2 separate regions of the Mus musculus genome follow, and region 1 is linked to region 2. Evidence: chromatin contacts called from ENCODE Hi-C data. All regions are on one chromosome and are shown on one strand. Each heading gives the region's core, a stretch centred on a gene start or an enhancer-like site at or near the end of the contact. The rest is flanking DNA. Distances are from core to core; before and after follow the strand shown.

The links. A loop is a pair of places that touch in the nucleus more often than their neighbours do.
Region 1: a loop to region 2 is called in a map of T-helper 1 cell, with 30 times the contacts of the local background. The contact joins the enhancer-like site here to the promoter of Cd200r2 in region 2. A Hi-C loop is called at or near these places in 2 of 37 maps with a recorded cell type or tissue (T-helper 1 cell and T-helper 17 cell).

What each region holds. Positions count from the first base shown.
Region 1 is chr16:57,391,295-57,395,191 of GRCm38, reverse strand. The region is part of intron 1 of Cmss1 (cms small ribosomal subunit 1); the gene reads left to right. The region is part of intron 1 of Filip1l (filamin A interacting protein 1-like); the gene reads right to left. Among named protein-coding and RNA genes, the nearest start is that of Filip1l, 40 kb to the right of the region's middle. Within about 2 kb of position 1,976, at least 1 of the 3 ENCODE cell types and tissues checked has a DNase peak (open chromatin) inside an H3K27ac peak, as active enhancers do.
Region 2 is chr16:44,864,788-44,869,004 of GRCm38, reverse strand. Cd200r2 (Cd200 receptor 2) reads right to left here and starts at 1,908. Exons shown (of 6, transcript NM_206535.1): 1 at 1,864-1,908.

The sequences.
Region 1 (3,897 bases), core at 727-3,226, about 13 Mb before region 2:
GTTTTCATCTCCGTTGCCACTACTTAAGAAAACCTAGCTAAGGGAGGAAATGTCTATTTTGACTCCTGGTTTCAGAGGTCTCTGGCCACGGGCAGCTGGCTCCGTTGCTTTCAGACCTGTGTGAGGCAGCACATCACGGTAGAAGGCATGTGGCAGATCAGAGCTGCCTTGGCAGCTAGGGATCACAGAAATAGCATATTCCGGTAACCAACATTCACCAAGCGGGCCACCTGGCAGTAGTTCATTCATGAATTGATCAATGGTTCACTGATGGATGGAATTATACCCTTAATAACCCAGTCACCTCTCCAAAATCTGCTCAGTTGGCAACCATTTCCTTAACACATCAGCTTTCAGGATACATTCTTGGTTTCAAACCATAACAACCCTAGCCTGCTTCTTGTAACTTACAATTGAAAACTGAGCCAGAATGTGTGAGCACTCGCACATGCCTGAATAGCACTTCCAAAAGGGTCTTAGGTTCGTTTAATTTCTATGTCTTCAGCCACATCAGAGCCAAAGTATAATTAATATATATATATGTTTGAAACTTGGAAATTTTCATGTTCCATGTATCTGCCTACTACTTACTAAGAACCCTTCCATACAATAGAGGCCTCCCCTTTTCGGAAGAGAAAGTGGATTATGGGAGGAGGTAAGGTGGAGGAGGAAGTACTGGGAAGAGGGGGGAATAATGTTAATTAATAATTAATTAATTAATTAATTAATCAAGAAGAACCCTTCCATAGAATAAAAGAGAACTGTTGGGCCTGGAGTTGCAGGCCTGTAATCCAAACTATTCAGGAGACCAAGCAGGAAGACATCAAGGCCTTTTGGCCAACTAACTGTGAGAGACACTTTGAGAGTCTCAAAATCAAAACTAGGCTCAGCAGGTAAAGGCGCTCACCACCAAGCCTGCTGATCTGAGTTTGCTACCTGAGCCCACATAACTAAATGGAGAGAACAGGTCATCTCTGATCTCCACACACCTTCTGTGGAATGCACACACTCACACACACACACACACACACAAATATATAACTTACAAAATTTTAAATAGAAAATAAAAGAAGCTTGGGATGTAGGTCAAGAGTAGAACAGCCTACGATCTGTGACTACTTTGGTACAGCGACCACAGAAGCTGAACCACTCACCATCCATTATGTGACCGTTAACATTTGCTGGATTGGGACCAAATGAAGCCAATGTGTACATTTAAGTACAATTGTGGTAAATTAGAAGATTTGGACAGAAAGGGGAGAGAGGCACTGGTAGGCTTAGTTTAAGACCAAGAAATCTGGAAGTCTTTTTCCTTCAGATTTTCAACTGAACGCTGAATAAGGAACTCTGGCCAGTGGGAATTCTATGAGTACCTTCATTCTGTGTGTTCAGTCAGCCTTTCTCAAAAGCCAGAGAGTTTCAGTGCTACTAAGTACCCAGCTCGTGTTGTTGCTACTGTGGCAGCCAGGGCTCGCATCCCAGCACAGAGCAGGATCTATGGCGGTCTGCAGGACTTCCCATAGAAGTTCCCTGTGTGGATCTTGGCAAGAGAGGACTTTATTAAGAACCTTCCTACTCTTTTAAGCTTGTGTCCTTTTCCTATTAAAACCCTAGAGTCCAGCATTCATTAACTAGCTTTCTCCACCTCGATTACACACCAGTGTTCTCACACATGGAGGACGTAATGGCTTTCCTGTTTCCGTCCTGGGCGACAGTTTGCACACTGGTGCTCCTTCCGCCTTTTCGGTCTTGCATGTATTAAAGCAGATCGTCTTCCACAGTTAACTACAGTGAAAGGTTTGGACAGGCTTTCCCCCCCAACCCCCCACCCCTCCATAACTGGAAACTATGAGGCAGATCCTGTTTATAGATGTGTAACCTCCAAAGCAGCTGATATGCTGTGGTCCTTAGAGACTCAGAGCTGGTTTCCCAGCAGTGGCAGCGGCAGCGGCGCTCTAAATCTGAAAGCCCCTGTGAGCCCTGCAGGCAGACGGGAGCCCTGTGCAGCTTTCCCAGGGCTGCACCAGACTGCAAAGGTGTGGCTTCAGAGCTTCCACACCGCACTCGGGATGACAAGATCTCAGAGCTGTGACTTCAGTAAAAATTGGGGCCGTCTTCTTTCTGCATTAAATATCCTTTAAAATCTGTTTTCCAGAAGAATTTTTCCACTCTAATATGTAACCTAAATGCATCTATATATCTTCCTTTCAGTATTTGCTCAAAATCTCTTATCACAGTCCAGAAATCCTTTTTACAAAGTTGTTCCATAGCCAGTATGCTCGGCAACTTGCTTAAAAAACAGAACCAAAACCTTTTTCCCCTAAAACAAGTACAAACTTTACCTAGAAATATATATATATATGCATTTTTGAAGCTTAGTTTTTATTTTTTTAATCTCGATTTGTATGCCAAATAATTTTATTTTTCTTTTCTAAAGTGACTACTTATAAAGCTTTGTTTATAGCCTCTGTATCTTTCATGATTTATTTCGTTGGTTTTTATTGGTTTCTCTTTGTTTAGTTTGCCTTGGGGACAAGCCCAGATTCCCCAACAGGGATATTAGTTGATAGAAACCATTGAAACCAGAAGTGGACAGCCTGAAGCACTCCCTAGCCAGTTTTTGCTAAAAGAGGCAACATTAATGAACCATGGTTTACTTAACAAATAGCAGACTCTCAGTAAACCTGTGTGTGTGTGTGTGTGTGTGTGTGTGTGTGTGTGTGTGTGTGTGTGTGTCACCCATCCACACATATACATACGTATTGGGACAAGAGGTCCGTGTTGAATATTTTCTGTGATCACTGCACCACACCTTGTCTTTTGAGACAGGGTCTCTCACTGAACCTGACACTAGACTGGCTATCCAGGGAGCTTCGAGGATCCACCTGTCTTGGTCTCCCCTCTGCCCATTGCCAGGATTGCAGAGGGGGCCACCATGTCCACCTCCACCCACAACTCTCGGGTCCCCTTGCTCATGCAGTGTGAGCTTTTCTGGCTGAGCAGTCCCCACAGACCCAGACGTTTTCTTTCTAGTCCTGGGGATTGTATTCAGGTCTTCCTTTTAAAAGTCTCTCTTTCTTTGGATGCTTTATAGTTAATGCTGATAGTTAAATGCTAAAGAAGACAGACATTAGAGTTTGTTATGAATCAAAGAAACTAAACGGCAACAAAATGTTTTAAAGTTGTCCAACAATTGTAGGGAATAGGAATATAAAAGAGTTGACATCTTTAAGAACTCTGGCCAGCTATTCTCAAGTTGTTGAAACAATAAGTCTGGGAGAGAAAGGTTAAAGAGATATGTTTGAGTACTGAATGGCACTGGGTCTTCTGTGTTCTGCTAGTTATTTTGCATTTAATTGCAATTTAAGACCGGCTCAAAGGGTAGTGGCACTTATGGGTAGAGGCAATTTGGCACAGGTCTGATGACCAGAATTCAGTGTCCAGATCCCACCAGGTGACCAGAGAAAATCCACTCCAAGAGTTGTCCTCTGACCTCCACACACACGCCATGGCAGACGGACCAAGGAGTCTAACGCGTGCGCGAGTCAGGGGCTCGTCCGAAAGCCGCCGTGGCGCAATGAAGGTGAAGGGCCCCGCCCGGGGGCCCGAGGTGGGATCCCGAGGCCTCTCCAGTCCGCCGAGGGCGCACCACCGGCCCGTCTCGCCCGCCGCGCCGGGGAGGTGGAGCACGAGCGTACGCGTTAGGACCCGAAAGATGGTGAACTATGCCTGGGCAGAGCGAAGCCAGAGGAAACTCTGGTGGAGGTCCGTAGCGGTCCTGACGTGCAAATCGGTCGTCCGACCTGGGTATAGGGGCGAAAGACTAATCGAACCATCTAGTAGCTGGTTCCCTCCGAAGTTTCCCTCAGGATAGCTGGCGCTCTCGCTCTTTTCCCG
Region 2 (4,217 bases), core at 659-3,158:
GTTCTGGTACATCATATCCAATGAATATGCCACTCACTTCATAAATATTAATAAAACTTCTTTAAAGCTCAAAGCATACAACTCAGGATGCTTCTACGCTGACTGTCTCTGGGACAACCCATCCTAACCTCTTTTGGAGTGCTTGCTGTGCTTTGTTAAATAAATTTTTGTATAACTGTGGGTCTCTTCATTGAATCTTTGCTTTCACAGAGAAAATAACCAGGAGACCCCATAACACCACTAGTGTGGGACATTTGTTATCATGGACAAACCTACCCTGAGAGTTGATTATAATTCAAAGTCTTTAATTCATACTACTGTCCGCTCAGGGATGCATGTGATAAAGAGATTTTTCATCTCAAATTCTGAAATGGTTTTAGTTTCTTGTTCTAGTATAAAACATAAAAATAATTAAAGTGATATTTTATTTAAAATAAAATTTATAGATGAGACTTTTTCATATTATGTGTATGGGTATATTTTGTCTGCATGTATGTTTTTGTACCACACATGTGTGTACAGTGCCTGTAAAGACTAGAAGAGGTGTTAGATCTCCTGGAACTGGGTTACACACAATTGTACTCTTAAGCACTGAAGTATCTCTCCAAGTCTAGTGAAAGCACTCTACATGTATATTCACAGAAAAGCATTCAGCAAATAGTAACAGTGTATGCAACCAATAAAAATTAAGGCACTTGGGTTTGGGTTTTTATGTTTTGCTTGAAGTTCATATAAAAAGCATGTTTCATATTCACAAAAATAAAATGCCATTTAAGAGTAAGAAAATTACAGAGTCTGACCCACCAAACAAAGAACATACAAGGGCTGGACCTGGGCCTTGCCACACAGATATAGCAGATGTGCAGCTTGTCCTGAATGTGGGCCCTGAAAAACTGGAACAGGGGCTAAAGTAATATTTATAATAGGTAGGGAAATCGTGTTTCTCAATGACTGCTAAAAGTAGGAATGTGTTTACATCAAAAAGAATGGCTCTGTGAGGTCATCAGGGGGAGCCCTCAACCTAAAGCTCCTCAGGCCCTCTGCTCTGCTCACGTTGACTCCCACTGTCTTTACTCCTCAGCACACAAGCAACTTCATGACTCTACACTTCTTCATATGTTAGCATCATAATTTATAATGCCCTCTTCTTATTATATCAGAATTGAAGCCTGAAATTTACAACAGACTTCCCAAAGCAATCTCTAGATCCCCCCCCACACACACACACACAATCATACATTAAGCACTACACATATAAGTCTACAAATCTACTACATCAGTCCACCAGAGATATGTCAAAACTATAATTTAAAAATAACAGAAGAGGTATAAAGCCACAATAAAATAATACATGATTACAATAATTTAAAGGAAAAATAATAAAAGAACTATTTTGTTTTTAGAAACAGAGTTATGAAAGTTAATTCTCAATGACATCAGCAGGCTGGAGACCATAGAAAAGAAATCCATTATTAGTAATTAAATGGAAATAATTGTGTGTGCCTCTGGGTATTTAGAAATAAATGCAAAGCCATAAGAGAATAGGATTCCCGTTTTTCTAAAGGAATAAATTTAATTCCTATTAGAAGGGCATAAGTCAACTGAAGGTATTCACTGCATTATATACCACACTCCAATTCTTTAATGAATCAATTTAGGAATCTAATAGAAGAGAAAGTAAGAAGAGAATTGCTCTAAGGCCAATCTCAGTGGGACATCAGGAGAAGAAAAACAGGAAAGAGGTTCTGAAATAATTGAAAAGAAGAGCAGAAGACAATTCTAAGTCAGTTTGAATTTTGGAAGAGATAATTCAGTGAGTGAAGAACTTTTAATAACTAGGTCCATAAATGCCAGTCTACTTACCGGTCATCAGACTCTTGCTCCAAACCAATGACAACGAGCAGAGCAGATCTGTCTGGCTATGTGTGCCCTTTGCAGTCACATCTTGTGACTTTCCTCAATACTGCAATTTCCTCCTGTGGTCTAGAGCTACACATTTGGCTTTCATATGCTATTCACATATACTGCAATGCTGTCCAGCCCTCAGAAAGGTGTGACCTCAAGAGGTGTCAAAAACAAGGACAGAAAATTATTTCCAGCTCTAGTTTTTAAAAAGCAAGAAAGCTAGTGAATAGAAACTAAGGATAATTAGTGAACCTGAATTAAAGAGCTTAGACTCTGGAGAAAGACATCTAGCTTCAACCTCTACCACAACTGTGTCCTAAACTGTGACTTGAGCAATATTGTTGATTTTTAATATATTAGCTATATAGAGAAGGAATTGACAAAAAAAAAAAATACTTTACAATTTCTCACAATATGGTATTTCTCATAAGGTATGTCTTGTGCTGGAATTCTCGTTTGTAGGTCTAGATCCATTCCCCAGCTTTCCCAGTCCTTCTCTGTGACTCTGAAGGGGATTCATTAGGAGCACTGGCAGAAAACTCACAGTAAATGTAGGTAGGTCAACAGGTAGGAAGAAAGTCAGGTCACAATATTGCTCCTGTTGCGATGCCACATTGAATGTCACTACTGTGACCAATTCAGCTGGGCACTGGAGCAGGGATGTGGAGATCAGATAAAAGAAGATCTCCCGGATTCCTGGTCAGTCAGTTCCATTGAAATATCAAACTCGAGAAGCTAACAGCTTCTGGAAAAGGTGAGAGCCACAGAGCTTCTGAGGCAGCGCCATTTTCGGGCTCCAGACATCTGGCCACCATCCCGGGAGGCCAGAGGACAGGTGTCTGCCCGGCCCAGTAGGCTTTTGCCTCAGGATCAACAGAAGCCATCTTAGTTCCTGGACTTGACAGACAGTAGTCTGCACAGGTGAGAGTGTGGACTACAGAAGCTAACAGCTTCTGTGACAGGCCAAAGCAACACAGCTTCTGGGAAAGGTCCTGTTTTGGGCCTTCATCTTTGGCCAGGAGGAGGTCTAAACGCCACATAACTGTGCACCTTCCCTGTAAGAGGAGAGCTTACCTGCAGAGACTGTTCTGACAATGAAACCTCAGAGGAGAGATCTAGTCTCCCAGGTCTGCAGATAGAGGGTAACAGAATCACCAGAGGAACAATCTCTAAACAGAGACAACTATAACAACTAACTCCAGAGATTACCAGATGGCAAAAGGTAAACGTAAGAATCTTACTAACAGAAAGATCCAACAAAGATAGAGAACTTCAGACCAATTTCCCTTATGAATATAGATGCAAAAATCCTCAATAAAATTCTCACTAACCGAATCCAAGAACACATTAAAGCAATCATCCATCCTGACCAAGTAGGTTTTATTCCAGGGATGCAGGGATGGTTTAATATACGGAAATACATCAACGTAATCCAGTATATAAACAAACTCAAAGACAAAAACCACATGATCATCTCGTTAGATGCAGAAAAAGCATTCGACAAGATCCAACACCCATTCATGATAAAAGTCCTGGATAGATCAGGAATTCAAGGCCCATACTTAACCATGATAAAAGCAATCTACAGCAAACCACTAGCCAACATCAAAGTAAATGGTGAGAAGCTGGAAGCAATCCCTCTAAAATCAGGGACTAGACAAGGTTGTCCAGTCTCTACATACATATTCAACATTGTTCTTGAAGTCCTAGCCAGAGCAATTCGACAACAAAAGGAGATCAAGCGGATACAAATTGGAAAAGAGGAAGTCAAAATATCACTTTTTGCAGATGATATGATAGTATATATAAGTGACCCTAAAAATTCCACCAGAGAACTCCTAAACCTGATAAACAGCTTCGGTGAAGTAGCTGGATATAAAATTAACTCAAACAAGTCAATGGCCTTTCTCTACACAAAGAATAGGCAGGCAGAGAAAGAAATTAGGGAAACAACACCCTTCTCAATAGTCACAAATAATATAAAATACCTTGGTGTGATTCTAACTAAGGAAGTGAAAGATCTGTATGATAAGAACTTCAAGTCTCTGAAGAAAGAAGTTAAAGAAGATCTCAGAAGATGGAAAGATCTCCCATGCTCATGGATTGGCAGGATCAACATTGTAAAAATGGCTATCTTGCCAAAAGCAATCTACAGAATCAATGCAATCCCCATCAAAATTCCAACTCAATTCTTCAACGAATTAGAAAGAGCAATCTGCATATTCATCTGGAATAACAAAAAACCTAGGATAGCAAAAACTCTTCTCAAGGATAAAAGAACCTCTGGTGGAATCACCATGTCTGACCTAAAG